2 separate regions of the Homo sapiens genome follow, and region 2 is linked to region 1. Evidence: read pairs that join two places in POLR2A ChIA-PET (ENCODE). Cell type or tissue: A673. All regions are shown on one strand. Each heading gives the region's core, and the rest is flanking DNA. Links, peaks and the distances in the headings are about the cores only. Region 1 overlaps TMEM161B-DT (TMEM161B divergent transcript). Region 2 has its middle 10 kb from the start of LINC02060.

What was found. Peaks named below come from ENCODE experiments on the same cell type or tissue, not always from the same donor. Only the 100,000 strongest peaks of a DNase experiment are listed, where the experiment ranks them.
Region 2: POLR2A ChIA-PET joins it to region 1 with 6 read pairs; 2 of 35 experiments call an interaction of 5 or more read pairs at or near these places.

The regions. Positions count from the first base shown.
Region 1 is chr5:88,395,882-88,400,278 of GRCh38, reverse strand. The region is part of intron 2 of TMEM161B-DT (TMEM161B divergent transcript); the gene reads right to left. Among named protein-coding and RNA genes, the nearest start is that of LINC02060, 41 kb to the left of the region's middle. RefSeq lists enhancers at 2,688-3,564, 2,831-3,942. In A673, for the core only: no CTCF peak of the experiment used is centred there; a DNase peak (open chromatin) is centred at 2,478; H3K4me3 peaks cover 413 bases; H3K27ac peaks cover 1,046 bases.
Region 2 is chr5:88,447,033-88,451,429 of GRCh38, reverse strand. No RefSeq gene overlaps it. Among named protein-coding and RNA genes, the nearest start is that of LINC02060, 10 kb to the right of the region's middle. In A673, for the core only: no CTCF peak of the experiment used is centred there; no DNase peak of the experiment used is centred there.

The sequences.
Region 1 (4,397 bases), core at 179-4,178:
TTCTTTCTTTCTATCCTTTGCCCTTTTCAAAAGGAAAGGTGGTAATTTACATGTACTGTGCTTCTTTCTTCTCATTGTTTTAATTCCTTTCTTTCTGGCTTCTTTTTACTTGTATAGAAAAGAGGTGGACATGTTTGAGAAGATAGAAATGTTTACCTAGTATATTTGTACATTTTTTTTCATATAAAGAAAGAGCCTAGGCACCTTCTACTTTGTCTTATGACCTTTGTTAAGCCACTAATCTGGAAGCTGCATTTTAATTACAAAATATTATAAAGGGAATATAGTAGGAATACACAACCTTTGATTCCTAGCCAAATGAGAGGAAGTTTAATAGCAGTGTATGGTTGCAGGAATGGTTATGCTTGGGATCCATATGCATGTTCAACTCACACATTCAGGCAGTGCAATAAAGCAGGGAAAAAACAGCTGATACACAAAAGGGACCGTCTAGACAGTACCCCATCAGTCTGGCTAAATTTGGTGCTGGCATTCCCAATGGGATTGTAATATAATTGTTCTGGTGTCTGCGTTCATTCTCCCTGTCAAACACCATTCCAAATATACATCCTTCTCCCCCCAACCCTTCTTGTTCCACAAATATGAAGCCCAAACTGTGCCATGTTGGAGAGGGTGTTAGATGGCTCAAGCCAAAGAAAATGTTATAATTTAGCAAAATCACATTGTTTAATTCCTTGGGAAAAAAAAACCCTGTTACATCTTAGCTTCAAATAGAATTAGTTTCAGTCAAATTTTAATAATTTAAATTAAGAACATGGAAAAGATTTCAATGCAAATACAAATAACCTGAAAATATTGAGCACCTTAGATGAAAGCAAATAGGCCTTTTTACTCTTTTATATTTATTAGCCTCTGTCAGAAAATTTAACAGAAATCAGAAATGTGAAAGTGTAATGATCGACATGGATCATAAATTCTAATGAGGAAAAAACCTAATGAAAAAAATGTTAAGCAAAAGCATTGAAAAAATGCAAATTGTGTATTTTTTCTTTCTTGGGCTTAAAGCCATAATTTTTTTACTCTAAGCACCTTCTGAAAGTTGAATTTGTGATATTTATATATGAACAACTTCATATTTTTGGCTTTTAATAAAAGAAACCAGCCATATTTACCCATCAATTTATAATAACAATTAATGTTTTTAAAATATTTTGGTTTAAAACACTGAGAAAATGAAAATCACTACTTACAATATACAATAAACCAAAAAGCACATCATTAACATGAATAATACACAGATTATTGGCAAAAACATTTATAATCTAAAAACTTCCACAACGTTGAAATTAAAACTGTCAGATTCCTTTTTTTTTTTTTAAAGGAAAATGCAGTCTTTAGGATTACCATATAATATAACCACCAGATACATTTATTTTATTTTCTGTTTTAACATGTCACCTCTGGGCATTGTTTAGATATTAAAATTGGGCAGTAAACCTATTTCTTAATCTTTTTTTAATTCCAAAAAAAATTATTTTGGGAAAGAAGCTAGGCTGTTTGTTTTGTCTTGTTTTATTAAGTGTAAATCTATGTTTGTACTTCTGATTTTGGAGGTTTAATAATCCTTTCCTTGATGCTGTAAATAGAAATTGGTCTCCCACCTCCCAGCAGTTTTCAGATTCTAGATTAGGAACCCAAGTGAGTGAAGAAATCTCCCAACCCCCATCAGGGACTACTCTAACTAGAGAAAAATCAAAGAAAATACTTCAGGCACTACATCCTGCCTTTATCCAACTTCAGGAGGCTGAGAGACAGACACACTAACCAAAACGGGGCACAAGCGAGAAATGGCTGTTCCAGAAAGAAGCAACACACAGAGCCTCAACTCGCACAAAGACAGAGCACCAATTACACAGAAAACCACCACCAAAGGAACCCAGAAACACTCAGACATGCTTTAGAGATGCCTTAAAATGCTCACGTGGAAAAGAAAGAGAAAATAAGTTTAAGAGATTGTATCCTTTTATTTTTAATTTTTAAAAATGTAATTAGTGACTTCATACTTTTTCCTTCTTTGTATAAAATTGCTATTCTGATGTGCACATGGGTACTAGAAACAGTCATTAAAAAGATAATAATATTTGAGCATAGTGCCTGCCTGAAGCTGGGTATTTTGCCTGTGATTGTTTTTTTTTTATTCGGTTTTATTTTACTTTTTTAGAATACACACATGGTATAAAGTGAAAGAAAGGCATACTGTAGGCCTCTGTGAGATGAAACAGCGTAGCAAAATCTGAATTTTATACTTAGTTTTCAAACTATTGAATAATATCCTAGGAGACCTCTTAGGTCTTAACTGGATTAAAATGAATATATTTGTGCTCCGGCTCTTTTCAGCTAACTAATGTGCATGTGAATTGATAGTGTGCGAGGGAGCAGGCGAGAGCAAGTGTATATGACACCGGGAGTTGATGCAGGGGCCAGGCCGAGTGTGACTCTGTGAAGGAGCGTGCAGGACGGTGTGGGCTGCCTGGACAGAGTGAGAAATGAAAATTAACAGGCCTTGGGGTCTGGTGCGTTTTGTCCAGAAACACAAGAGAAGCTTAGTTGGGATGAGGGGGGAGGGGCAGGGTGTTGGTGAAGGGAGGGTGGAGAAGGAGGTGTGGCGTGTGTGTGTGTGTGTGTGTGTGTGTGTGTGTGTGTGACTCTGAGGTTTCAGTTATGGCTGAGCCTTGGGTTTTTGTTTTGGCGGTTCCCAGCATAAATAGGCTGAAGTTTCAGGTTCAGGGTGGAGTGCATGCCAGGGGATGGGATCGTCGTTCTGAGTTTCTCTTTCTGGCCCTTCTCTATGGTTGCTGCTCAGAACATTGCTGCTGTGAAGGAGTAGGGGGAGAAGCAAGGGATGGGGGTCTGTCTGCAGCTGCCCCTCTCACACTTGAATAAAAGAACTTTTTTTTTCAGGGGTAGGGAAGCTGTGAATACCTTTCCCAATAAGAGATGAGGCATATTGAAAACTATATTAAATTACCCTGATTAACAATTTAGCCACGAACAGGGGAGCTTTGGGAGATCTCTATAGGCAGGACTGGGGGCTATTCATGCCAGCAGCTAAGAGGTCGAAAGGTTTCTGAAGTTCACAGGCTCAGAGCCTTTGTTATGCTAACAGACAATCTCAAATCAGCTGCCTAGTGGAGTGTGAAATATAAATGATTCCTTGAGAACTTCCAATAAGTTGTCACTCTTGCTCTCCAAATACCAGGACAGGCTGCTAATTTCTAGCGGGCCCTTTTGCAACATTGCTAGCCCTAAATGAATGCCTTTGTAGTTCAAATAATCTTTTCAAGGGAGCTGTCCTATCATCATAGCCCAAATGCATCTTGGTTTTGACTATTAAATGAAAATCAGGGCTCAACTGTGCTTGACTTTTCCAAGCGCCCGATGTTTGGGAAGGATGGTGGCAGCTCTCATGCACAACAAGTTAGCACCCACCGCAGGAGGGCCAGGGCATTAATAACAGCCCACAGCCCCGAGCTACCCCAACTCTCACCCCCACTCCCTACTGGGAACAAAGCTCCTGGAGAGATTTACGTGACTTCCCTTGGGCTGGACTACCTTCCTCTTTCAACCACACCAACATTTCTTTAATTTATGGACCCTCTATCCAAGAGGATAGCCAGCTGACCTGCTAGCATCTGACTGGTCACTTCGAAGCATCAACTTTGGGGATGGATCTATTCATTCTTCAAGGCAGACAAGGCCAAGGGGAAGAGGGCAAGGTGTGTGTCCAGGCCATGCCCCTAGTATCAGATGCCTGTGGATATTATTTTATCATTTTCCCATAAGAAGGATGTGAACATGGCTTATGATCTTGAGTGTGACCTTTGAGCAGGTCCCGATGGATAGAAAACCAGTCCTGGCTCTCGGAGTCTAAATTGCAAAGCTTTTAAAATAAGGAAAAGCACCCCCATTCTAAACCTCAAACAAGCTGAGGGGAGTGAGAATGAGAATCTATCAGGGAGAGTGTGCTCAAACATTCTTATAGAAAGGACAATGCAATTTATACAAATAAAGAAAACACACAGACAAGAGGACAGAAATCAAAGGAAATTAGAAATCCATCTGCATCAGCCTTCACAAAGGAAAGGATAAAACCTTACAGCTTGGGTCCTGAAAATTTTGATATTTATGACTCCATGACCTCCACTTCCTTGCTGAAATATAAAAAGGTCCATGATATCACAGAAGACTCAGCTTTTTCCAAACAGAGCAGGTTTGATTTTTGAGGCCAGGAATGGGAAGAAATCAAATGGACTACATTTCTTAGTATATAATTAGGGTAAGTTTACATTCATATAAACAATATTTTAAAATACTTCGTTAAGTAACTTTATGAAGCTGGATGATACAGCCATACAGAAAACCCGAGGGCCTTGATT
Region 2 (4,397 bases), core at 74-4,073, 51 kb before region 1:
TTTCTTGTATCTGTGTTCCAAACAGCACTAATACTGTAAGACACTCTACATCAGGAATAAGCAAATTTTTTCCATAAAGAGCCAGATAGTAAATATTTTAGGTATTTCAGGCCACATATGGTCTTTGTTGCATATTCTTCTTTGTGTTATTTTTTACCCTTTTAAAATGTAGAAGTTATTTTTAGCTCATGGACTAGATAAAAACAGGCAACAGGTGGAATCTGGCTCATGGGCCATAGTTTACTGCAGGCTGCTTTACATCATAAAATAAGTTTGATGTGGTAGACAGAATAATGGCTCCCAAAGATGCTCATACCCTAATCCTGGGGACCAGAGAATATGTTACCTTTCATGGCAAAGGGGAGTTTACAAATCTTATTAAGTTAAAGATCTTGAGGTAGGGGGGTGAGCCAGATGGCACCAATGTAATCACAAGGGTTCTTATGAGAGGGAGACAGAAGGACTAGAGGCAGTCAGAGACAGATTTGAAGATGCTCCACTGCTGGCTTTGAAGATGAAACAAGGGCCCACTAGCCCAGGAATGCAGGCAGCTTCCATAAGCTGAAAAAAGCAAGGAAAAAGATTCTCTCCTAAAGCCTCTAAAAGGGTTGTAGCCATGAAGACCCATTGTGTACTTGTGAATTCCAAAACTGTAAGATAATAAATTTGTATGGTTTTAAGCCAGTAAATGTGTGGCAATTTGTTACAGCAGTAATTGAAAACTAATATATTTGGGAAGTATAGTAGAGTATATTCCTCTTCTTGGATATTCATTATGTATATTACAGGCTCTAAGAAATCCTGATAGAGAAAATTGTTTCTATTTATTTCACAGAGAATTTTTCAAAGTCATTCTTAGTGGACACTTGTTTTGGCTGTCCAGCATAAGTTCTATCTGTATTCCAGTTATTTTTTATGGAACTCCTTCCTCCCCAATCTCACTGCATGTGGTTGGGAAGGAGCTGACCTCAGGTCTAGAAATAGGCATGTGATTTATATCAATAGCATGTGGTGGACACATGATCCATTTCTAGTGAATGGAAAGCAGGCCAAGAACGTTTCCAGAATTTACTAGGGAAGAAGCCTTTTCTTTCCAAAAATGCTATTAAGACAATGGGAAGGAGATTGAAACTGTTGGAAGCACCTGGCTTGTGAAAGGGGCTGACAAAGATGCAGAATCCGGAGATGAAAAGCACCAACTTGTATTAGTTTTCTGTTGCTGCTGTAACAAATTACCACAGACATAGTGGCTTAAAGCAACACAAATTTGTGATCCTACAGTTCTGGAAGTCAAAGTATGTTATAGGTCACTAGAGTAAAATCAAGGAGTGGGCAGGGCTGTGTTTCTTTCTGGAAGCACTAAAGGAGAATCTAATTTCTGCTTCTTTGGGTTGCTACTGTAGGACCAAGGCCCCATTTACTTTCTGCCTGTTCAATTGAGGGTTGTTCCCAAGTTCTAAAGGACACCACATTCCTTGGCTTGTGTCTCCTTTCCTTCATTTTCAAAGTCATCAACAGTGGGCTGAGGCCTTATCATGTCCATTTCTCTGACCAACCCTTATGTATTCCTCTTTCACTTTTAAGCACTTGTGTGATTAGATTGGGCCCAGGATAATCTCCTTAACCCTTAATCACATCTGCAAAGTCCCTTTTGCCATATAAGGTAGGATTTCACAGTTTCTAGTGTCAGGGCATGAACACCTTTAGGGGAACATTATTCTTCCCGTGATACAGGTACCAATGATATTCAAGCCACAGAGTCACCTAGGCCAATGGCCCCCTCTACCCCTACACTTTTCAGCTATCTGAGAGGATAATCCCCATTTTTTAGTTTAGCTAGCTTGAGATAGGTATTTCATAATGTGTAGCTTTAGGAAACCCTAACTAAAACATAATTGGACTAGAAACTCTTGCATTAAAAAAAAAAAAAAGTCGGGCATGGTAGTTCATGCCTATAATCCCAACAGTTTGGGAGGTTGAGGTGGGAGAACTGCTTGAGATCAGGAGTCTGAGACCTGCCTGGGCAACATGGTGAGACCCTGTCTTTACAAAAAATAAAAATAAAAAATTAGCTGGGCATGGTGCCATACACCTGTAGTCCCAGCTACTTGGGAAGCCAAGGCAGGAAGATCACTTAAACACAGGAGGTCAAGGCTTCAGTGAGCCATGTTCATGTCCCTGCACTCTAGCTTGGGTGATAGAGTAAGATCTTCTCTCAAAACCAAACAAACAAAAAATTGTGTGTATTTCTCTCAAAGAGCTGGTGTTCCAAAGCATACTCTGGGGAGTACTTATTCCCCAGCTTTCTAATTTTATAAAAGAAGCCAAAACCTAAAAAAAGAAAAATAGTTTTCCTAAAGTCACAAAACTAGTTCATTTCAGAATCAGTCGTGAATATCCAAATTCCAAACTCCCACTACAATGTTTGTCAGTACATGAAAAGTTCTTATTTATTTTTTTTGAGATGGAGTTTCACTCTTGTTGCCCAGGCTGGAGTGCAATGGCACTATCTCGGCTGACTCCAACCTCCACCTCCTGGGTTTAAGCTATTCTCCTGCCTCAGCCTCCCGAGTAGATGGGATTACAGGTATGCACCACCATGCCCAGCTAATTTTGTATTTTCAGTAGAGACAGGTTTCACCATGTTGGTCAAGCTGGTCTCGAACTCCTAACCTCAGGTCATCCACCCTCCTTGGCCTCCCAAAGTGCTGGCATTACAGACGTGCACCACCATGCCCAGCTATTTTTGTATTTTCAGTAGAGACAGGTTTCACCATGTTGGTCAAGCTGGTCTCGAACTCCTAACCTCAGGTCATCCACCCTTCTTGGCTTCCCAAAGTACTGGGATTACAGGCGTGAGCCACCATGCCCAGCAAGTTTTTCTTTTATTATAAATGTCTAGTTTTTCCTACAGTAGCCAACATCAGCACCTCCTTCTATAAAGACATGCACAGTCTCCATTTGTGCCCAACAGGCTAACATCTGGATTTTATTTGCTATCAAAACTACTGCCTTTCTGCCTATCTAGAGTAAGTCAACTCACTACTTGTTTGGTGGACTAATCATTTATTTACTCATTCATTCATTAACAGAATTACTTAGCTGCACTAATAAACCAAATTATCTCATAGTTGTTAAACATTCATTAAACTTTTACAAATTAGTATATCTTTTCTTTTTAAAGAAATGTTAGAAATGTTTAATAGAAATATTGCGTTCTTTCTGCAGACAACTGTTTGTTACTGTTTTAGTTCCTGACAACCTGGGCCAAGGTGACCTTGTTCAGTTCCTAGTGGGAAAATGCATCCTTTTTCCTGGCAAGGGTGAAAGAATGTACATTGGAGAAGGATTTCTAATTTCTGGGACTGAGAACAGCTTAGTCTCATAAGTCACTCATGACTAGCTCAAGAGGTGTCTGTGGTGTTTGATTCTGTTCCCAGCTATCAGCAATGGATTAAAGAAATGAAGTAGCATTAGCATTAAATGACTTAAGATTTTTCAGTGTTAACTTTTGTGTAAAACAGTATGCTTACAAATTTCACTTTATATATTTGTTTAATCAGTTTTTGAAACAGCAGAAGTAAATATGTGCTGCTTTGTGTTTTTCTCTCCTCCTACCTTCTTTGCTCTGCACCATGTGAGCCTAAGTGTATCCCTATGCTGGGCTCCTTTCCCAGCTGGCGAACTCAGTACCCCAAGGCCTCCTTTTCATCTTCTCCAGTGTTGGTTGAAGTCTGGTCCAGGGTAAGGTCTGTGGGACCATCTGGTATGGAGAGAAAGAAGGGTTGCTCCCTTCAGATCTCTTCAAGAAATTGCTGTGATTTCCCCACTCAGGCCAGAATCCACTGTGAGAGTGCATTTACTTCTTTCCTTGTCTATTCAGAGCTACTGCCTCAATTCTAGAAAGTATTTTTTTTTTAAAATATTTCTAGATTTTTTCCATGAAATGGAGATGAAATGCACATGCTTTTGCTGATATATGAGGCTTTGCTTTTCCCACTGTGGCTAAATTTTTAAAATAAGATAGGTGTAGTTTTATTTCCATTTTCATGTTAGTAGGGGTAAAATTGTGTGTGTGTGTGTGTGTGTGTGTGTGTGTGTGTGTGTAATCTATCTATCTACCAACTATCAAACATCTATTTGTCTATTTTCTCATGGTTAACAAAAACTAGGCTCCAGAGTCAAACTACCCAAATTTAAATATTTTAAATTCTTATTCTACTACCAACTAGCATCATAATTTTTGCCAGGTTATTCAACTTCTATATTCCTTATCTCTCTCATCTGTATAATAGGGCTAACATAAAATGATTTACTCCTAGTAATGAAATGAAATAATGCACATGGAATGCTTGGACCAGCATCTGATATACAGTAAGCACTTTAAAAAGTGTTAG